2 separate regions of the Homo sapiens genome follow, and region 1 is linked to region 2. Evidence: chromatin contacts called from ENCODE Hi-C or POLR2A ChIA-PET data. All regions are on one chromosome and are shown on one strand. Each heading gives the region's core, a stretch centred on a gene start or an enhancer-like site at or near the end of the contact. The rest is flanking DNA. Distances are from core to core; before and after follow the strand shown.

Region 1 (4,021 bases), core at 1,522-4,021, 830 kb after region 2:
AACTACTGACATGTGGTGCATGTTCAGTACAAGTTATCCTCACCATTATCATCATCACCACCATCATCATCATCATCACCAGCATCATCATCATTACCGTCATCACCATTACCATCATCACCATCATCATCATTACCATCATCACCATCATCACCATCACCATCACCATCATTATCACCACCATCATCACCATCACCATCATCATCACCACCATCATCACCATCATCACCAACATTATCATCAGACCACCATCATCACCATCATTACCACCACCATCATCATCATTATCATCTTCACCATCATGATCACCATCATCATAACCACCATCATCACCATCATCACCACCACCATCATCACCATTATCATCCTCACCATGTTCACCATCATCATCATCACTATCACCACCACCACCATCATCACCATTATCATCCTCACCATCATCACCACCATCATCACCACTTTCATCACCATCACCGTCATCACCATCATTATCACCACCATCATCACCATCACCGTCATCACCATCATCACCACCATCATCATCACCATTATCATCCTTACCATCATCACCATCACCATCACCACCATCATCACCATTATCATCACCATCATCAACGCCATCATTATCACCATCATCACTATCATCACCATCACCATCACCATCACCAACTCATCATGATTTAACAGGTGGGCTGGCAATCTGAATGTTGAAGACAGAGGGAGAAAATCAACCTGGGGCAGTCAGATTTCTACAGTCCTCCCCAGCAGGACCCAGGTGGGCTACTGGGAGTCCCAGAAGCAGATATCAGCCCAAAAGATGAGCTTTGATAATTAGAGTGAGGCTATGGTGAGACTGAGTGACACTGCGGGGTGCCAAAATAATCTAGGGTTGTTGGAATGCTGACAGCAGACAAAAGTAAGATAAGGTATCTCCTGACACCACCTCCTTCCATCTGCTCTCAGACGGGGCTCTTTGGAGAGGATCTGCCAGGAAGAACTGAGGTCTTATGCCACCTCCACCTCTACGTAACCTCAAACAGGCGTCATCTTGTCTCCTGGCCTCAGTTTCCTCATCTGTAAAACGGGGACACATCAGGATCTGCCCTCAGCAAGTTGCTGAGTGCCTGCCCTGAGCAGCCGGTAGGTGGCGCTGATGGGCTGGTGGTTGGGTTGGGGGAGGCTCGCATAGGGTCTCTGGAGGTCCCAGTAGGGCACTGGGGAGACCTCCCCTGATTCCCTGGAGGCAGAGCAGAGCTCTTGTCTTTGCAGGAGCTGCAGATTCTGCCTTGGGTATCTTAGAAGCTTTGTACAGGCATCTCCAGCTCAGTGGGAACCAAATGCCATCCTATCTCCCCACCTCACTGGTGTCACCATCTTCCTGGGAGCTGTCTGGATAACCCTCTCCCTGGCCCTCACCTTTAATTTGTCCCTGAGTCCCATCAGGGTCACCCTCCATCCCACTGCCATCTTCCTGGGAGCTGTCTGGATAACCCTCTCCCTGGCCCTCACCTTTAATTTGTCCCTGAGTCCTATCAATCAGGGTCACCCTCCATCCCACCACCATCTCCCACCTGAGTGAGAATGGGAACCTCCTCTCCCACTCCCTCCAATTCCCCTCCACTACAGCTGGGGGAGGCTTCTAAAATGCCAAATATAGCCCAGTTTCTGCAACTTGCAGGGTCCCCAGCCCTCGGGAGAAAGTCCAAACCCCTGACAAAGCCTGTGAAGCCCCCTGAGGCCCTGTGGGTCTGGGGCTAGCTCTGGGCTGCAGCCCTGTCTCTGGTCATAGTCCAGCATCCACCACGGTCCAGGTGCACTGAGCTGCCGGCCCTCTCTCCCCTCCGCTGGCTCCTTCCTCCTGACTGCCCGTCTTTCCCTGGCCTCTCTATGCTTCCCGCTGGCATTGACGACAGTGTCCTGGAGAGCTGGGCAGGGAGGGCTGCCTTGGGTTCCTACTGTGTGCTCCACCTAGTGCTGGTCTTGGCCCTTAGCAAGTGCTCAGTACACCCGTGTGGAATTGGGCGGTGAGGGTAAAGGGAGGAGGAGGGAAGGGCCAAGAGCTCCCTGTGCTCAATGAAGAGAGGGACTTGAGCAAGTACTCATTTTTAGTACTTCCCAAGATGTGTACAAGAGGCCTGGGGCCAGCAGAACTCCTTGCCCCTGCCCATCCCCCTCCAGTCTATGGGGTCCACCCCCAGCTGCCCAGCTGTGAGGCCTCCATGGCTCAGCTCCTCATCTATTAAGTGAGGACAGCAGTCGTCCCCCTCACAGCGAGGCCACGTGGGTTACATAACTTTTTCTTAGGGTGCCTGGCCTGCAAGAAACCCCTAAGAATGTTCTATATTCCTAGGCCCACTGTTATTCTTAATATTACCCAGGAAAGGGTGGTGAAGCGAGTAAATAAATGAATAGGTGAATGAATAAATGAATGAATGAATGGCACCCTAGCCCCACTGTCTTCTGGGTGGCTTCAGGATCCTTGAGGAGGTTGGCCGTGTAGGTTCCCCTCAGGTAGGACCTAGGTGAGCTGGGGAGTCTTAACTCACCCAGGGCAGGCCTTAAGGTTGGGCACACCCATGTGTGGGCTCTGCCCTGGCCTTAACCGAGAGAGGGAAATGTTGACGGGGAAGAAAGCCCTGCCCACCAGGCAGCCCCACCCACCTGGGCTAGCCCCACTCACAAGCAGCCCCACCCACCTGGGTTAGTCCCACCCACCAGGCAGCTCCGCCTACCTTGGCTATCCCCCTCTGAGTTCTTGCCTTGATTCTCCTGTTACTGTCCCGCGAACCCACATCCCTACAAAGCAGGAAAGTATGCTTGGGAGAGGCCAAGTGAGTGGGGAATCAGCCCAAAGCCAGGCGTCCAGGGTCTCCCTCACCTGAAGCTGACTTTTTCCCCACCTTGGACAGAGGGCGGGAGATGCCATCCCCACTGAACCCAGTGCTTTCACCAGCCATATTAGCTCCCACTCACCCCCCGTCGTGGAAGCCTCGGCCGTCACACCTGCAGGGCCGGGGCGTGCATGGCCTCAGGGATGGCCTGTTCAGCTGCTGGGTGACTCGGGTCCAGGTGCCTCACCACCTGCTGAGCTCTGTGTGATTTCTGGACACTTCTGCTCGTTGCCTTTGGGCTCAGTGAAGAGTCTGGAGTTTATCTGGAGTGAGGTGGCCGGTTCTTGGTGGGATCTGAGCAGGTAAGAAGCAGGGTCTTTCTTATGTTTTAAGGAAAGCCCTGTGGCTGCTGGGTGGGGGACCAGCTGGAGGGGCAGGAGGGCAGCAGGTGACTCATTACAAGGCTGGGGCCATCATCCTGTGAGAGCTGGGCATGACCAGTGCAGGTCAGTGGGGTTGAGGGTACAGACCAGTGGGACCCACAGACGGCTCGGGAGTGACCAAGCCTCTGCTGAGCTGCCCAGGTCCCCTCTGGTGGACACCTCCTACCCGGAGCCCCCCAAGGTGGTGCCAAAGCTAGACCACCATACAGCCAGAGGCCTCCAGGCCCTACCCACGACAGCCCAGCTGGCTTCTGCCCAGCCACCGTCACACACAGAGGGCAGCCGTCCCCATGGTCCCTAGAGGCGGTTGAGGACCACTGTGCCTGGAGTCATCTGTGGCTATAAACCAGGAGGAGAAGGCTGCCCACCCCCTGCCCCAGAGATGGGGAGGCTGGGGCCACCCGGTGGATTTGGGCAGGTCCCAGCTTCCAGGATCATGAGGTGAAAACGTGAAGGGACCCTAGAGGCCATGGGGACCCAGGCACAGAGCGGCGGCCTCTCATCCTCCCCATGGTCAAGGAGGTCAGTGCCTTCCCGGGGTGGATTACGGATGGTAGTATCTTCCTTCTCCTCAGAGTCCATTCAGGAGCAGGAAAGTTCATCTCAGACCCTAAATCCAGCCACGTCATGCCACGCTTAACACCTCTAACAACTTCCCCTGGCACTTAGGACAGCGTCTGGCTCCTTCCCTCGGCTCATGGCCCTCAGAATCTGCGTCACATACACCCCAGCTCTCCCGATAGGTCT
Region 2 (4,309 bases), core at 1,514-4,013:
TCGAGCTGTTGCCCCAGACCTGAGATCAGCCCCACCCTGCCTTCCACGGGGTGTGCTCCTTCCACCTTGCTGCCTCGGCCTCTTTCCCTGGCATGGCCGCTCCCGCCCTGCCCAGGTGATCAGCCTGTGAATCCCCTCCCTAACCCCCACACAGAGCACACCTCCCAGGCTGGCTTCCGGCTTGACTATGTTCCTCCATGCCTCTCTGAGTAGCAGGATCAATGTGAGAAAGGTCTGCCCTGTCTGCAGCCTCCCCAGAAGCACAGTACTTTTCGTGGCGCGTACACGGGCTGGTAGATACAGTTGTCCCTCTGTATCCGTGGGAGATTGCTTCTGGGACCCCCAAGGATTCTCAAGTCCCATATATAAAATGGCTTAGTACAGTTAACAACAGAGACGTGTTCTGAGAAATGCATCGTTAGGCAATTTTGTCCTTTGCAAACATCACAGGTATACTTAGCACAAACCCAGATGGTCTAGCCTACTACACACCTGGGCTATATGGGATAGCCTATCGCTCCTAGACTACACATCCATACAGCATGTTACTGTGCTGAATACTGAAAGCAGCTGTAACACAATGGTAAATATTTGTGTATCTAAACATAGAAAAGATCCAGTACAGCTGGGCGCGGTGGCTTACGCCTGTAATCCCAGCACTTTGGGAGGCTAAGGTGGGTGGATCACCTGAGGTCAGGAGTTCAAGACCAGCCTGGTCAACATGGTGAAACCCCCATCTCTACTAAAAATACAAAAATTAGTGGGACATGGTGGCATGCACCTGTAATTACAGCTACTGGGGAGGCTGAGGCAGGGAGAATTGCTTGAACCCAGGAGGCAGAGGTTGCAGTGAGCTGAGATCGCCCCATTGTACTCCAGCCTGGGCGACAGAGCAAGACTCCATCTCAAAAAAAAAAAAAAAAAAAGTCCAGTACAACTACAATATCATAATCTTATGAGACCAGTCTTTTTTGTTTTTATTTATTTATTTATTTTTTGAGACAGAGTTTCGCTCTGTCGTCGAGTCTAGAGTTCAGTGGTGCAATCTCGGCTCACTGCAAGCTCCGCCTTCCGGGTTCACGCCATTCTCCTGCCTCAGCCTCCTGAGTAGCTGGGACTACAGGCGCCCGCCACTGCGCCCGGCTATTTTTTTTTTCTTTTTGTATTTTTAGTAGAGACGGGGTTTCACCGTGTTAGCCAGGATGGTCTCGATCTCCTGACCTCGTGATCCACCCGCCTCCGCCTCCCAAAGTGCTGGGATTACAGGCGTGACCGCGCCGTGACCTCCTGTGGATTTTCATGGGACTCTGAGAGGCGCCTCAAATCCATTTTGGAATAAGGCAGGTTATTAGCATGGGGTCTAACCGTGGGCTGTCTCGGTGTCCTGGGCTGGCTCTTGGGGCGGGGGTCCTGATGTCCGGGACCTCGGTCCTACCTGGGAGGCACAGATATGGCGGGGAACGGGAAGCCCGGGGGAGCATTTAGAAGCTCGTGTGCACAGGGAAACCCTGTCTCTACAAAAAAATTAAATTAGCGGGGCCCAGTGGTGCGTGCCTATGGTCCCAGCTACTCGGGAGGCTGAGGTGGGGGGACTGCTTGAGCCCAGGAGGTGGAGGCTGCAGTGAGTCATGATCACCCCACTGCACTCCAGCCTGGACAACAGAGCAAGACCTTGTCTCAAAAAAGACCCCAGGCCAGGCGCGGTGGCTCACCCCTATAACCCCTGCACTTTGGGAGGCTGAGGTGGGCGGATCACCTGAGGTCAGGAGTTCGAGACCAGCCTGGCCAACATGGTGAAACACCCGTCTCTTCTAAAAATACAAAAATTAGCCGGGCATGGTGGCGTGCACTTGTAATCCCAGCTACACGGGAGGCTGAGACAGAACTGCTTGAACCTGGGAGGCGGAGGTTGCAATGAGCTGAGGTCGCACCACTGCACTCCAGCCTGGGGGACAACAGGGAAACTCCGTCTCAAACAAAACCAAACCCCAAAAGTTCTCGTCTAAGTCCTTCTCCCAGGACAAGGGCACTTATCTCTTGGCGGTGCGTCACAGGTAGGGATATTCCGCGATCCCTCACCTTGACCCCGCTACGAGGACAGCCACCTCTTTCAGGTAAAGAGATCGCAATGGGAAATCATTCTGATAAAAATTCCCCTGTGGAGAATGCAGGCATCGATCCCGTTACCTCTCACATACTAAACGAACGCTCCTCCACTTAAGCTGATTCCCTAGCCCGGCCTAACCTTTGCAGCCGGCGCATATTGTGGCTCACGTCACCACCGGTGTCCCCCGCCGCCCCCGCCCCGCCCGGCCAGCTCGCCACCCTATTGGATCCCTCACGGCTCCGGCTCCACGGCCATGATGGGCTTGGCTCAATTTAGTTTTAAAAAGCATTGGCCACTCGGATTGGTGGTCCGAAGCGTCCGTCAAGCGGAGGACCTGCTGTTGCTACGGCGTAGGGGGTCCCAGCCAGGTTTCTCCCCGTTTCTGATTTGTTTCTCAGGCTCCGGGGTCCTAGAGGTTCCGGATCCGTCAAGTCCATGGGAAAAGAATGCGCCCCTCGCGCTTGACTGACGAGGCTTGCGGGCCAATCGGAATGTAGTCAAAGGAGCCGCTAGGCGATCCAATAGGTAGTAGGGGGCGGGAGAGAGGGGCCAATGAGCCTGGAGCTGGGGGCGGGGGCAGGGCCGCGATTGGCTGAGAGGCGGCCAGAGGGCGGGCGGGGGGGAACTCAAGGCCTGCTTGATACGTCCGCCATTTTGGGCGCTTCGCTGATGGTGTCGGTGAGCGCGTTTCCCGCCTGAGCGCAACTAGCGGCGGGTCGTGGGCACCTCCAGGTAATGGGGGTAGGGGAGGCGCCGGAGCAGGCCGCGGCGCGGGGTGTGCGAGGCGCGCGGGCAGGCGCGGGGCCCCTCCACCTGGCCTCAGCGGCTCAGGGAGGGAACGTCCCGGCCCCTCTCCCCTCCCCCCCCGGAATTCGTCGCTCCGCGGGCCCGGGAGGCGCGGCGCCGAGTCCTTCCCGGCCGCTCCCCGTCCGCTCCTGTTAGCCGGGGGCCCCGCCAGGACGGGCGCCGGGAGCGGGACGCGGTCGGGGCGGCGACTTTGTGCCTCGTTGACGTTCGCGGCCTGGCGCGGCGGGCGGGCGAGGCGCGCCCCTGACCCGGCTCTGGCTCCAGCCTTCCCGCCCGCCGGCCGCGGCCCGCAGTCTCGCCCCCCGCCCGGCCCGCGCCCGGTCTCCGCTCCCGCTGGGCCTCCCGGGGGCCTCGGGGAGCGCGTCAAGTTGAGGCAGCAACTCGCCGTCAAGAGTCGCGAAGACCATTGTTGGACTCTGCTCTTCGGGAAACAAGTTTTGTGGGTTTCTGTTAATTCGCCGCAGAGTCATCGGGATCCACACCAGCCAGTTCCGAGGCTCCCAGTACCCTTCCCAGTGGCTTTTTAACTCCTGTGAGGTGGCTTGTATGTAAACTGTCTCGAATGCCTCCCTGGTGTATTTGAGCCGGGGGTGGGGGGGGTGGGTGGTCCTTCTTGTGGCTTGAAGTCCCTCCCTCTTAAAGAAGCCCATTCACTGTTTACTTGGAGGTGTTTCCTGTTGAGGTCCTGCTGGCTGTGATCACAATTTAGACTTTTTAATTATAGGTGAACGGGATGGGTCTTTGGATGTACCTCCGTGCCCTGACGTTTCAACCGCGTGACTTAATGTCATTTTCCTGGTACTTCACGTTTTCTCTGTGGGGCTTTGGGTCTGTTTTGCTTTTATGGGAGGGGGTGCTTGACAGGCGTTCCCTTTCATCCTCGCAGCACTTGTTGACGGGGTGGTGTCCTTTATTCGTGGGACGTTTACTTTGATTTTGTCCTCAAGGTCATGTTGCAGATAGGCTTCAAGGGGGACAGGGACTCCAGGTTTCCAACCACCGAACTGTGCCTCAAGTAGCAAGTGTATGAGACCCAGTTATGGTGGTGGTTGGGTTTTCCTCACTGTGGAGTGGAGTCAGTGACCACTTTTTAGCTCTGTGACCTTGGGCAAGTTACCCAGCTTCTCTTTTTTTTTCTCTGTAGTATGGGAATAATAATAAGTGTCCCAGCCATAAGTTTGTCAGGATAATTGCCCTAATACATGTAAAACAGCTAGAGCTGTGCCTGGCACATACAGTCACCTCAGTGGCTGATTAGTGGTTAGGCTAGTTAATGGCTATTATTGTTTAATTTAAATTTGATTTTTAAATGTTTAGGTACTATTGGGAAGTCAGATGAGCATTTGAGTCCCGACTCTTGGTGACTGCCTTTAGAAAGCTCTGTGTAAGACTCAG

The links. A loop is a pair of places that touch in the nucleus more often than their neighbours do. ChIA-PET counts read pairs that join two places held with the same protein, here RNA polymerase II (POLR2A). Pooled maps may share reads with other maps.
Region 1: a map with no recorded cell type shows a loop between it and region 2 (6-fold over the local background). The contact joins the promoter of MYEOV here to the promoter of PPP6R3 in region 2. A Hi-C loop is called at or near these places in 4 of 37 single-sample maps with no recorded cell type and 5 of 50 pooled maps. POLR2A ChIA-PET finds 5 or more read pairs at or near these places in 1 of 52 experiments (activated CD4-positive, alpha-beta T cell).

Annotation. Positions count from the first base shown.
Region 1 is chr11:69,291,384-69,295,404 of GRCh38, forward strand. It overlaps MYEOV (myeloma overexpressed), which reads left to right and starts at 2,772. Exons shown (of 3, transcript NM_001293291.2): 1 at 2,772-3,193; 2 at 3,850-4,021. The coding sequence starts at 3,972. RefSeq lists an enhancer at 1,343-1,894.
Region 2 is chr11:68,457,989-68,462,297 of GRCh38, forward strand. PPP6R3 (protein phosphatase 6 regulatory subunit 3) reads left to right here and starts at 2,764. Exons shown (of 24, transcript NM_001164161.2): 1 at 2,764-2,839. RefSeq lists silencers at 2,175-2,324, 2,635-3,004, 3,015-3,064, 3,115-3,224 and an enhancer at 2,435-2,494.